4 separate regions of the Homo sapiens genome follow, and regions 2, 3 and 4 are each linked to region 1. The links are chromatin contacts, found by Hi-C or POLR2A ChIA-PET in ENCODE. All regions are on one chromosome and are shown on one strand. Each heading gives the region's core, a stretch centred on a gene start or an enhancer-like site at or near the end of the contact. The rest is flanking DNA. Distances are from core to core; before and after follow the strand shown.

Region 1 (2,833 bases), core at 5-2,504:
TGTCTAAACAACCCTCGGCAATTTTATTTGCATTTCCTGGCCTTGACTCTTGCTTAATAGCTGGTGCTGTTTGTATTTAATCACTATTTTCTGAACTCTGTCTCTTGTCCATTTCACCTTTTCTCAAAACAAGCCCAGCCTGCACTTCTGGGAAATTATAGTGCCAAATCTTCAAGGCAGGTTAAGTAAAGAGCCGAGCTTGGAAAAGCACAAATCGTTTTGGAATATCTGGGTGTCAATGTCCAGGATTCTTGGGGACCAATGACGAGCAAGATTCAGGAACACAGCCAGTTTTTCTTAGCATTTTGTCCAGGCCCATGCTGGGAATTCGCAGCTGCTGTGTGTCGGCTCAGGGGAGATTTATTGGGAAAGAGTGAGTTTTAGTTAATTCCAGCAGCTCGTGAAAGCCACATATGACTGTCACCCAAGGGTCCAGATTACTCTCTCCAAGGGAGAGATAACTGTGAGGGAGAAGTGAGAAGAGGATGCTGAACGCAGGAAAAACGAATGACGGAAGAGAAAGAACATTCATGTGGGATTCAGGCTGCAAACAGGGAAAATCCCAGAGAATGAACCCCTTCTCTTTTTCTGAATGCTACACCCCACTCCCTGTGGCTCCCAGCCTCTCATAATTGCAGTTTGGATTGGAGTGCTTCTCTTGGCTACTGAGTGTGATCACACTTAATTTCAAGTAGCAAAGTCCATTTCAACCCATATTTTCATACTGACAAGGTGAATCTGAGTAATAGCTGTATCGAGGCTGGTTTTGGAATGACTTGCCCTGTCGATGTGAGTATTTCTCTTAAAAAAGAGAATGTGTGTAATAGTTCAGAAATAACCTTTTGCTGTCCCTAGAATCACCTCAGGAATCCCGTGAAGAGCAGCTCTTTGAATTTGCTGGTCAGAAAAGATTATTGCCTCCAAATGTTGTCTCCTAGGTCTCGTTCACTTTATCTCTGTTTGGGTATTTCACCCCAGCATGTCCTAAGCTCTGTCAAAATCTCCAGCTTCTTTTCACTTTCCTGACACCTGGTTTAGAACCTAACTTAATTTTTTTTTTTTTTTGTCTTCCTTAGCTTCTGACTAAGGCTTTTTTGTGTTTCACTGGTTTTTAGATGTTTGAAACTGATTTCAGAGGTTTGGTTGTTCTTGAGTAATTTCAGAGACATGGTTCCTCATTGTATCAAGGGATGATTTTGCTCAATGAAGCCTGACTCTCAGAGGCGGAGGATGGCATAGCAGTTCCAGGTTTTGAGTTAGGACAGAAATAGGACAATGTCCAGGGGCACAGGGGAGCCATCTGCCTCCTTAGGCTCTTTACTTCTGTCTCATTACCTAGTTTTGTGTCCTGTGCACATTCCTGAGAGAGATGGGATGGACCACTGTTGGCTTAGATTGCTCAGGATCCACTCTCTGTATCTGGAAACACCTTTGAGGGAAGCACATGGCTGAAGGGAGGTGGGGTATAGCTGAACCAAATGGGAATTTGGTTAGGGAGGTCAAGATGGGGAATGGATGTTGGAAACAAGTAGCATCTGTAACACTGCTCTTTTGTGTCCTTCTTTAGAAACTTACAAACTCTCAATATTTTATTTTTTTTAATTAATTAATTTTTTTACTTTATTTTTTGAGACAGGATCTTACTCTGTCACTCAGGCTGGAATGCGGTGGTGCATTCACAGCTTGTTGTAGCCTTGACCTTCTGGACTCAAACAATCCTCCTGCCTTAGTCTCCCAAGTAGCTGGGACTATAGGCACATGCCACCATACCTGGCTAATTTTTTTTCATTTTTTGCAGAGTCAGGGTTTCACTATGTTGCCCAGGCTGGCCTTGAACTCCTGGGCTCAAGTGATCCTCCTGCCTCAGTCTCCCAAAGTGGTGGGATTCCACCACTCAGGATTTTAATTGCCTATTGCCTCTATGCAGATGAACCTCAAATCATTATTTTTGGCTAAGGCCCCTTCTGCTCTCTAGCTACACATTCACTTTCAATGTTGTTACCTCTAATCCAACTTATATGATTGATATTCATCTTCTTTCATCTTACTCACTTCACTCAAACTCGGTCCTTCTGCTGACTTCCCTATTCTGTTTATTGTAGCACCTTTTTTTTTTTTTTTGAGATGGAGTCTTGCACTGTCACCAGGCTGCAGTGCAATGGTGTGATCTCGGCTCACTGCAACCTCTGCCTCCCAGGTTCCTGCGATTCTCCTGCCTCAGCCTCCTGAGTAGCTGGGTTACAGGCACGTGCCACCACGCCCAGCTAATTTTTGTATTTTTAATAGAGATGGGTTTCACCATGTTGGCCAGGATGGTCTCAAACTCCTGACCTCGTGATCCACCCACCTCAGCCTCCCAATGTGCTGGGATTACAGGTATGAGACACTGCGCCTGGCCATATTGTAGCACCATTCTTATAATTATTTAGACTTACTCTTCATAACCTCACCTTCCGTATGCCTATATTAATCTAGTCACCAAACCCTAATGACTCGTTCCTGGAGGAATTACTCTCATTCCTCTCTTTCTTTCCATTTTTGTTGTCACCACTCAGTTTAGACTCCTATCATCATATGCCTGAGCTAGCTTCTTGATAGGCCCTTCTTCCTTTGGTCTCTTCCCTGGTAATTCACATTGATGTAAACAGACACCTCATAAATCTTCCCAACAAGACTGCAATCATGTCAACTCTTTGCTCAAAAATCTTTATTCCTATTATCTCAAGATTTAGTACAAACTCCTTAGCTTCATATTCAAAGTAACCTTCCTCAATCTGATTCCAACCTACCTTTGGAGTCAACCTACCCTCAGTGATTTCTCTCTCTACTACTA
Region 2 (3,106 bases), core at 54-2,553, 470 kb after region 1:
GATCTAATGAAGACTCTGTCAGGCCTCATTTTGATCTGGTTAATGAGGATCTGATTGAATTTGCCATCGTGAGGTCTTCTGGGCCAGTAAACGATTTCCCTTATTTTTCTGCACAGAAACAAGGATGAGGGCGAGTTGTCAGTGTAAGCATTTGTATGTCATAAGTTGTCAGACATCATGCATTTGGTGGATGATTTGCTAGGTCATCTCAGAGAGATCATTTAATCTTCTTGTGTTTTAGTTGTTTACATCTGTGAAAGCATAATTACACATATGGGGCTTCCAAGGAAAGTTTTATTAGTGAAAATATGTAAGGTGTATTAATTTGAGGGGCTTTTGCAAAAGAGCTTTGCATCACTTTTTGCTAGACAAAGTGTCATCTTGAGGCGGTATAGAAATTCGATGGCAAGATAGTCTGAGAAAAAGTGCTTGCCAAGGAAATATCAGATCTGAAGGAAGGGAGGGGTCATTCCTGGTATTCCATGCATTTGGAGGTGACTTCTGACAGGGCTTGTTGGTACAGTATTTTCTCTGAGAGAAAAACTGAAATCATAAGAACACCATTTGGGAGCCCAAATTCAATGTATCCACAATTAAAAAAGACAAATTCTTATATGCTCAGCTTCAGATTATGAATTACCAATAACATCTTGATGGTTTTGTTCTTTTGCTTTGAGGGGACTTTGGTGCTGAAAACACTCAAAACTCTGCTTTTCACAGGCAGCACGTAAACAACAGCAAACCTGGAAGATGTTAGTCCTTCAAGATGTGCAGGTTAGCACACTCTGGTTTCATTGTACTCTCTTATGATCCAGTAGCCTCAGATCCCCCAGACCAGGTATACTTTTATAAATACATACAGAACCAATCAATATTTATTTTTGGGTCACTAAAACTATTCTAGCAAATTCCTTAATAAGGTCTCTAGATGAAAATACATCTGAAACCAAAGAATAGTTTTGCTTTCACAACTTCCAGTTCCGATATTTTAAAACACTGATTTAAACCTTTTCATATGTAACAAGTGAGACTCGGGGGGGAACCCTGTATTTCACCTTGCTGCTTACCCACTCTCTTTCTCCTCCTTCCTCCACCCCCTTGAAACTGCAAGCATGAATTCTGTTGCTTTCATCTGTGTGAATTTCCCGTTGGCAGTGCCCCAACTCTCGGAATCATTCTGTTTCCCCCAAGGGAATCAGCAGATGTTCCTTGTGTGATTGATGTACCGTGTGCTGTTCGGCTTTGCCTGGGCTTGTCCACGTGTCCTCCAAAAATGTAAACAGAGGCGCTGCAACTGTGCCTCAAAGTGGCAGGCAGGGCGGCAAGTCGGTAACAAAACCAAACAAATGCAGGAAATGTTGCTCCTTCCTGCAGTATGTGCAGGAGGGTGGCTCTCTCATGATACAGTTCTAGCTGTAGTATCTGAACAAGGTGGGTTCTATGGTGTAAAAAGTCACTTGTTAAGTGCTGTGACAATTTGTCAATCTGTGTTACTTCACACTGAAAAAATTCCCAGCAATGTCATTTCTGCCAGTATCACGGGAAATAGTTATGTAGTTAAAGTTTTAAAAGCTAAGTTCACTGCATATTGTTTATAATAGTTCAAAAGTGGGATGGAATTAAATGTGTAACAAGAATTTGGTTAAAAAAATCATGATATGTGTCTGTTTATATCTCTTCCAGATATATCTATTTTTACCATTTAAAATGAGGGTGTAAAACAGTGGCCTTAAAAATTTTTGATTGTGGGCACCCTTGGGGAGCTCAATAAAAGCTGTGAACCATCTCCCTAGAAAAATCTCCATATGCTCAACATTTTCATGTAATATAAAGAGATTTAAACAGGAACCTGTCTATCACTCAAAGGTTAAGAACTCCTAGTATTAAGAATTTAGTAGAAATAATATTTAATAATTTAGATATATGGAGTAGTGGAACAAGCAAGTTATAAAAGTATGATTCAGCCAGGTGCAATGGTTCATACCTGTAATCCCAGCACTTTGGTTGGCCAAGGCGAGAGGATCACTTGAGCCCAGGAGTTTGATAACAGCCTGGGCAGACTCTGTCTCTACTAAAAAAAAAGAACTAGGTGTGGTGGCAGCATGCACCTGTAGTCCCACATACTCTGGAGGCTGAAGTGGGAGGATTGCTTGAGCCCAGAAGTTCAAGGCTGCAGGAAGCCACTGCACTCCAGTCTGAGAAACAGAGCCAGCCCCGTGCCTCAAAAAAAATAAATAAATAAAAATAAAAAAAAGACTATGATCACATTTTTGTAAAAATAACCCCACCATATATAGTTAAAAAAAAGGGGTGGGGGCTTTGAAAAGCTGAACATTTAGATGCTAATGATGGCTTCTCTGGGGATGATAAGTTTTCTCTGCAAGTCTTCTTTTCTCTTTCCCTTCCTCCCTCCCTCCTTTCTTCTTCTCTTTCTTCATTCATGTCTCCCTCTCTCCCTTCTTCTCCTTGTTTTCCCTTATTTGTATCTTCTAACTTTTCTACAATTAAACAAAAACTACCTTTATGAAAAGAAATATGTCATGTAAGTTTGTTTTAATTAAACAAAAATGCTGTAATCAGCTTTGGCAAGTATGTTAGAACATCTGGGGACATTTCCAGCACCCCTCTTCATTCACCGCATGGTGAAACACTAGGAAGAAGTCACATTAGAATGAAGGGACACTATTTCTGAGTGAGACATGGTTAGGGCCATATAAAAAGAAAGCAGTTAGATAGATATATTTTCAACATAAAATACAGATAAAACATATTTAAAAGAGTCAAAATGAATCAAAATAAATACGTGCCCAAACCATATGTGGTGACCAAAAAGGGCCAGCTACATGTAAACTTTAGCTTGACATCAAGAACATTTCTATTCTTGGAACGTCCTTTGGTGATACCTATGGCAAGTCAACATCTTAAGGGGTTATGAATCCAATATTCCTATTTCTTTCACCTTAGAAGGGAGAAGTTGTTCCATCTTTGCAGACCTTGTTCTCTCAGTTTGAAGGTGAAGTTTGCATTTCATCTGTTTCTTGGCAACTATCTTTAAGAAAACAAAAGTTAAGTTTTGGACTGCAAGTATATCTGCTTGGCATTCATG
Region 3 (3,144 bases), core at 78-2,577, 440 kb after region 1:
TTTGATCCTGTGACATTATACTCATCCTCAAAGTGAGCCACAGTCTTTTCCAGTGGATGCATCTCTTGTATCACTTAACATGACTAGCCATTAGAGAAGTTTCTTTGTGTTCAGTTAGATACTAGAGACTCCATGCATCTCATGACCATGCACTCTTTCTGTAGTAAGTAGCTAGAGAAAGCAGCAGGGTAGTATGTTGCTTATCAGAGAAGTTAATATATCCATCTTCTCTCCCCTCATTTCTTTTGCTCAAATGAAATTTGGTATTTTGATAACTAAGACACAATTTTACTTATATCTATATTTTGATAACTGGACACACTTTTACTTACATCTATACTAAAATTTGAATATCAGTTATGGGGATTTGCTAGCAATTATGCCAACAAAATAGTAGAATGACATCCATGCATATCAAAAAAGCACAACTGACATATTTAGAAACATCTCCTATTAATCCAGGTTCATTTCAACCTGAATTCTATTTAAAGTCATGAAAAAAAAGCAAGACACAACAATTATTTAATCCGAAATGTGATGTACAGTAATGATTCTCTTTCATCCTAGGACAACACATTTCATACGTGTAAGTGACTAAAGGGCAATGACTCTTTATGGATTTTCCCTTTGGTGACCTTTACAAAAAGTCTAAGGTAAAGTTCTAACTCAGTTCATTCTACCTCCCCCTCACTGCTCTAAAAGAAGTATTGGGGAGGTGTCATTTCTACAAATCAAGTTCTGACTCAGTGCCAAAAAATTTTTAAGGAACAGAATTCTATATGCAGATTGCCTAGCCCAAGACAACTTTATAGTCACCAGGACATTTTTTTTGGAGGTGGGAGGGTGCAGTTCTCTGTTAAATTTTATTATTACATAAAACATAGCCTCTTCTCTTTTTTTTTCTGTACTTGAAAAAGCAGAAACTTTTTGTCATCACATAAACTTATGGAGTCATAGAATCTTAGGATTGTAAGGGACATTATAATGTAGTCAACATTAGAAATCAGCTACTTTAAACTCTTGCTAAATGCTCCCACTCCCCAACTCTGCTGTATTTTTTTTTCCTTTAGCTGAGAATTGATTTAAGGGAATGCAAGATTCTGTGAATGCCTGAACTCTGTTTCATGTCCTACTTCTGTCTTCCTCTGCAATTTGTTTAAATGACTTTGCCAGGAGGACTTTCCAGAGGTGGGGTTTTGTTCTTGAACTCATGTGAGAACACATTCGTGCCCTACATTCTGAGGGGAGGTGATCTCGGCGGGGATTTTTTTGCTCATGGAAGAAAAATATATGAGCGCATTTTTTTCTACTGGGCACAGCTGGTAGTTCCCTACTGACTGGTGTTTGTTTTGAAGTCACGTGGCAAAGGGGGTTTCTGCCAATGTTTACTCATTACACATTCAAATATGACACCCTGACGCCCATTCACAGTAGAACTTCAATGTTGCTATCCAATTCTCTTGCCAGAAACGGAAAGTTTATTCCCAGAGTGAAAGTTGCTCTCTTCGCAAATGCAGAGGGTTTAGTGCTCAACAGTGATAGTTGAGAATTGTTGGTTTTTAAATATTAAATTTATTGAATTATTTAATTTTTACATGATTTAAGTGGACTGCTTGGCTCATTATACCTAAAATAATTCTTAGTCAGTACCGCATTTATTAAAGAATAACTTTATGCTACAAGGAAGGGAGGCTGACAACCACTTTATACATTACTACCCTGATATAACTGAAATAATTTTATGCCTATTTGGGGCCCCTCCCTGTGAAAGGATGATACACACCTGCCATATTGCATGTGGGCAATGCTGTGACTTGCTTTGGCCAATGAAATAAGGGTGAAAGCCACTTTCTATCAGAAGCCCTAGAAGCCAGTGTGAGGTCCATCAATTGCACTTTTCACACTGCCACATTACTGGCAATGATCCAGATAGAGGCTGTTCTGTCCGCTAAGTCCTGGAGTAAACACAAAGCAGACCAAACCCACAGCAGACAAGGAACATGAACAAGAAATCAATCTTTATTATAGTGAGCTCCTGAGATCTGAAGGCCATTTATTACTGCAATACAATCTAATACAACCTAGCTCATTCTGACCAATGAAGATTGTACATTGGAAAGAGCAGAAAGATCCTAAGATAAATCCTGGTTCTGCCATTAAATAATGATGTGAACTTGGACATTTGGAAAGTACCAATGACTTTGACAACTTGAACCTCAGTTTCCTCTTGTGAGAAATGGACATAATAACCATTCCCTTCCTGATCATACAGAATGGTATGGGGCTAAAATCTCATCATTTATGTTGTAAATAGTACACTGGAAAGAACTATTGCCTATATAAAAGTAAGGCACTAAAATTATAATTTCCTTTTTTAGTGAGTCGCGTGTACTGATCTTCACCTCTTTTCAACTTTCTAGTAAATAGATGTTCTGAAGTGTATCCTCGTTATAAAGTTTTAGAAGTAATCAAACACAGATAGTCATACTTTCCCGAGAATGGCACTCCTGACTATAGTGGACCATTCTTTTTTAAAAATCTAGCTTTGAGATGAATGGATACACGTGGAGTGCTGCTGAGACATATGGACACTTGCCTGGCCAGGCCAATCTGCCCGATTATCTTTTCTGAGCCATGAGCATATCATGTTCTGGCCAAACTGCTTTTGCATTCTGAAAGAACATTGTAACAGACAGAGAATACTGTTATTTATTTTACCAGGAAGAATTAGATAGTGAAAAGAGCATTAGCTTTAGAAACAGGCAGACTCAGCCCATAGTAGTCACTCAATAAATATTTGTTGAATAAATAAACAATCAGTTCAAATCTCACCAACGATTTCTAACTGTGTGGTCTTGTGCAAGATATTTAACCTCTCTGAGTGTCAATTTTATTATAATTCCTACCTTAAAAAGCTTTTTTTCTTTAAAGATTAAGGAAATGGTAGATGTACAAGGTCTATCAAAGTACCTAGTACAGATTGAATAAATGTGAACCTTTAGTTAATTAGCCATGTTCTTTTCTGGAGTGGGTGACCAATTTATAGAAAAAAAAGTGGGCTTTAGGGCTTGTTTGCAGGGCTTCATTGGTGAATGAAGTCTCTAGATTCCTTCTGAAAAAATCAATAGCATTTTGACAAGACTA
Region 4 (3,107 bases), core at 505-3,004, 510 kb after region 1:
CTCATTAGCATACCAGCTGAGCTGCCCCATTCCCTCATTGCACACCTTCCTTCTGCCTTTGCCATAGGTTGCTTAGTTTCTCAGTCTGCCTGTCTGGTCTGAGTTAGAAAGAAAAATGGGCATCTCACAGTTCCTAGCAATTTATTTTGCAAAAGAATGCAGTAGAGATTTCTATTTTAATGTAAAAAAATCCTTTGAGTAAATAGTTTTCCCTCTCTCCAATATATTTTCTTATTATTCTGTATATTTAATAATGGGATTATATGTTATAAACACATGCTTAGACATCCAAATATATGCACAGATGGAAAATATCAAGCTTGCAGGAAAGGTCCATCCCCCAAACACAATTTTAAGGGGTTTTGCCTTTGTTTTCTCTAAGGAATACAAAAGTCAGACTTGAAAAAAAGGAGGTTTAGGGAATTCTGTCACTATTTTCCTAATTTCCAGCAAATGCTAATTCTGATGTTGTTTTTTTGATTTTTAGTGGCCTTTAGAGAATTCTTGGGGTTGAGGGTGGGTAGGAAGCGGATTGAGGATGGGGGAGAGTTCCTATCTGATGTCTGACCAATGAATTGTTAGATAAACTAGTCATGTAGAAAACAGCTTGATTTATCTAAGAGAGATAATAGTGACTCCCAGGATCCAGCCTGCCCTGTAACAACCCAGAGGACTTCTTTCCTGAGGTTTACAGAATACACTGATTGGTCAATCAACTAGATGTAGTAAATATGTAAAAATTATATTCCAAAAATTTTGTAAAAATAGTAAAATAAGTACATATTTTTGGAAGAGTATGTGGGGAAAAAGTAATGCAGAGGAAAAAAAAGAAGGGAGAAAATATGGGCCAAGGTGCTGCTTTCAGAATCAGACACATGTGGATTAGATTCCAGTGTTAGTTGTTGTATGCCCTTGGGTAGTTATGTCACATTTCTAAGCCAATGTTGTCATCTGTTAAATGGGAACAATGTCTCCCTCACATGGCTATGGTAAGGGTTTGCTAAAGTATTTATTTTACAGTCTGTAAAAGGATTCAGAAAAATGCTTGATATACAGTAGCTGCTAACACAATACATCTGAGATAATAGTATTACATTGCTGGCAGCAGAGAGTGGTAGCCACTAAGTATATTTTTTTCTGGACATGCAGTCCTGACTTTGAACCCCTTTTGGTTTGAGGCAGAATTACTGCTATTGGCATTTCTAGCACTAAGTCTACATGATATTTTAAAGAATTTGTTGAGAGCTCTTAAATTATTACTATTATTATCAAGAAATAGATTTGTTATGTCTGTTTTCTTGATTTATTAACTGAAATTCTGTAATCCTTGCCTTAAGCTTACAAGCGTTCTTAGTTTGATTTTTAAAATACCCTCAGAAACCATTAATGTTCACAAGAAATAAGAAATCTTTGCAATAATATTTCATTGTATCATCGTACTTTTTCTTTCCTGAAAAACCAATGAAGAATGGCAGTTTTATAGGTAAAACAGTAGTTAGCCTTTATATGGATGACATTTTCCCAAAAGCCTAGAAAAATTTCACATTTGCAGAAAAATACTCTGTTCCCATATTAAATCTGATTAAAATTCAAATCTATATTAACATCTCATAACTTTTTGAAAAAAGTGAATGCCACACTTAATGGAAAATGCTCACTGTCTGTCCTCACTGCTTTTGTGGGCTTCCTAGCAAGGCTGTACTGGGATCCAGGAGGGCTGGATCACAGCTACATCCTTGTTAAAACAGTCAACCGGCATGAATGTTGGCCTTTAGTTTTTCCTTCCTTTCCCCTCTCCCATCCCTACATTGTTTCAGCTGCCAGCTCCCTAATATTTTTTTCTGAAGCAAGGGAAAGGAAAGGGCAAAAATGACTTAGAAAGAATAACATTTCTTTCTATGGACTTAAATAGAACATTCAACGCAAAACATCCTGTGTTTTCTTTTAGTTGATGACACATTGACTGTAGGAATGAATGAACTAAAAACCAGGGCTTGATTTTCAAATGGGGGTTATTTTAGTTGCATACTACCTGATCAAGAGAAAGTTGTTCAACTATTTTAAATTATAACCTGTTGGTTTCTCCTCTGTACTCCTGATCTCCTTATCTTGCTGTGCGTTTCTTTTCTCCATTTTACATATCACCTTCTAACATGTGTTTATTATGTTTTTTGTTTATTTTCCCACTCTCCTGGCCATGATGGAAGTCCATGAGAGCAAGCATCTTTGTCCGTTTGGCTCACTGTTGGATTCCCTGTTTTAAAAATATCACCCGGCCCAGCGTAGGTGCTCAATAAATATTTGCAGCATGAATTAATGAAATAGTTTCTTTCTCAGTGTCTTTTTCTATACAATTATGCAGAATATAACTGGTACAAATATGGTACAAAAACATCTTATAAATGTGCGCTTATACCTAGTAGATACATTTGAAAGTACAGCTCTGCTGGGAGTGTACATATCTTAGTTGGTGAAGAAGAGATAATAAAAGAGTTAGATTAAAAAAAAAGCACTTTGTCACTCTCTATTCTCTTATTTACTCTGCTTTATTTTTCTTTGAACCCTGAATCTTAATACCCAACATAATATATTTATTTGCTGATTGTCTACTTCCCCATACTAGAATGTAAGCTTTTTAAGGACAGGATCTTGTGTGTTTTGCTCACTACTATAGCCCCATTCCTTGGACTCATGCCTGATACAGAGTAAGCACCCAATACATATTTATTGAATGAATAAATGTATGTTTGAATGAGTGTGTTTGTTTCAGACTGTATTCATGTCTGGCTCTTGCTCTATATACAGACTCTTTGGAATGATCGTTCACTAAGAGCTTGGTACTGTTGAGGTGGATGATGGGTGGGGAGATAAAGGGAAGAAAATGACCAAGATTATACTAGTATTTTTAAATTTTTTTATTAATTGTGAAAAAGATGTCTCAATCATTATATATGTAGTATAGTGTGAGCCTAGGGACGGTGGTTTGGGTCCTGAAACATCCACCTATTTTCAGAATGAACTAAAATAATTTCTTAGTTTCTTGATGTCACATTTTCATTATTTGTAAAATTAAAACAATGTTACCTTACCCAGGGCTATAATGGGAG

The links. A loop is a pair of places that touch in the nucleus more often than their neighbours do. ChIA-PET counts read pairs that join two places held with the same protein, here RNA polymerase II (POLR2A). Pooled maps may share reads with other maps.
Region 2: a pooled map shows a loop between it and region 1 (4-fold over the local background). The contact joins two enhancer-like sites. A Hi-C loop is called at or near these places in 3 of 37 single-sample maps with no recorded cell type and 8 of 50 pooled maps. POLR2A ChIA-PET finds 5 or more read pairs at or near these places in 2 of 52 experiments (H1 and activated T-cell).
Region 3: a pooled map shows a loop between it and region 1 (10-fold over the local background). The contact joins two enhancer-like sites. A Hi-C loop is called at or near these places in 1 of 168 maps with a recorded cell type or tissue (posterior vena cava) and 9 of 50 pooled maps. POLR2A ChIA-PET finds 5 or more read pairs at or near these places in 1 of 52 experiments (activated CD4-positive, alpha-beta T cell).
Region 4: a loop to region 1 is called in a map of B cell, with 2.3 times the contacts of the local background. The contact joins two enhancer-like sites. A Hi-C loop is called at or near these places in 1 of 168 maps with a recorded cell type or tissue (B cell), 1 of 37 single-sample maps with no recorded cell type and 7 of 50 pooled maps.

The regions. Positions count from the first base shown.
Region 1 is chr12:92,501,057-92,503,889 of GRCh38, reverse strand. No RefSeq gene overlaps it. Among named protein-coding and RNA genes, the nearest start is that of LINC02397, 36 kb to the right of the region's middle. RefSeq lists an enhancer at 813-1,062. Within about 2 kb of position 1,254, at least 6 of the 41 ENCODE cell types and tissues checked have a DNase peak (open chromatin) inside an H3K27ac peak, as active enhancers do.
Region 2 is chr12:92,033,213-92,036,318 of GRCh38, reverse strand. The region is part of intron 1 of LINC01619 (long intergenic non-protein coding RNA 1619); the gene reads left to right. Among named protein-coding and RNA genes, the nearest start is that of LINC01619, 110 kb to the left of the region's middle. RefSeq lists enhancers at 1,019-1,328, 1,052-1,346. Within about 2 kb of position 1,303, at least 27 of the 41 ENCODE cell types and tissues checked have a DNase peak (open chromatin) inside an H3K27ac peak, as active enhancers do.
Region 3 is chr12:92,063,419-92,066,562 of GRCh38, reverse strand. All of the region lies in intron 1 of LINC01619 (long intergenic non-protein coding RNA 1619), which reads left to right. Among named protein-coding and RNA genes, the nearest start is that of LINC01619, 78 kb to the left of the region's middle. Within about 2 kb of position 1,327, at least 10 of the 41 ENCODE cell types and tissues checked have a DNase peak (open chromatin) inside an H3K27ac peak, as active enhancers do.
Region 4 is chr12:91,989,463-91,992,569 of GRCh38, reverse strand. The region is part of intron 2 of LINC01619 (long intergenic non-protein coding RNA 1619); the gene reads left to right. Among named protein-coding and RNA genes, the nearest start is that of LINC02404, 120 kb to the right of the region's middle. Within about 2 kb of position 1,754, at least 2 of the 41 ENCODE cell types and tissues checked have a DNase peak (open chromatin) inside an H3K27ac peak, as active enhancers do.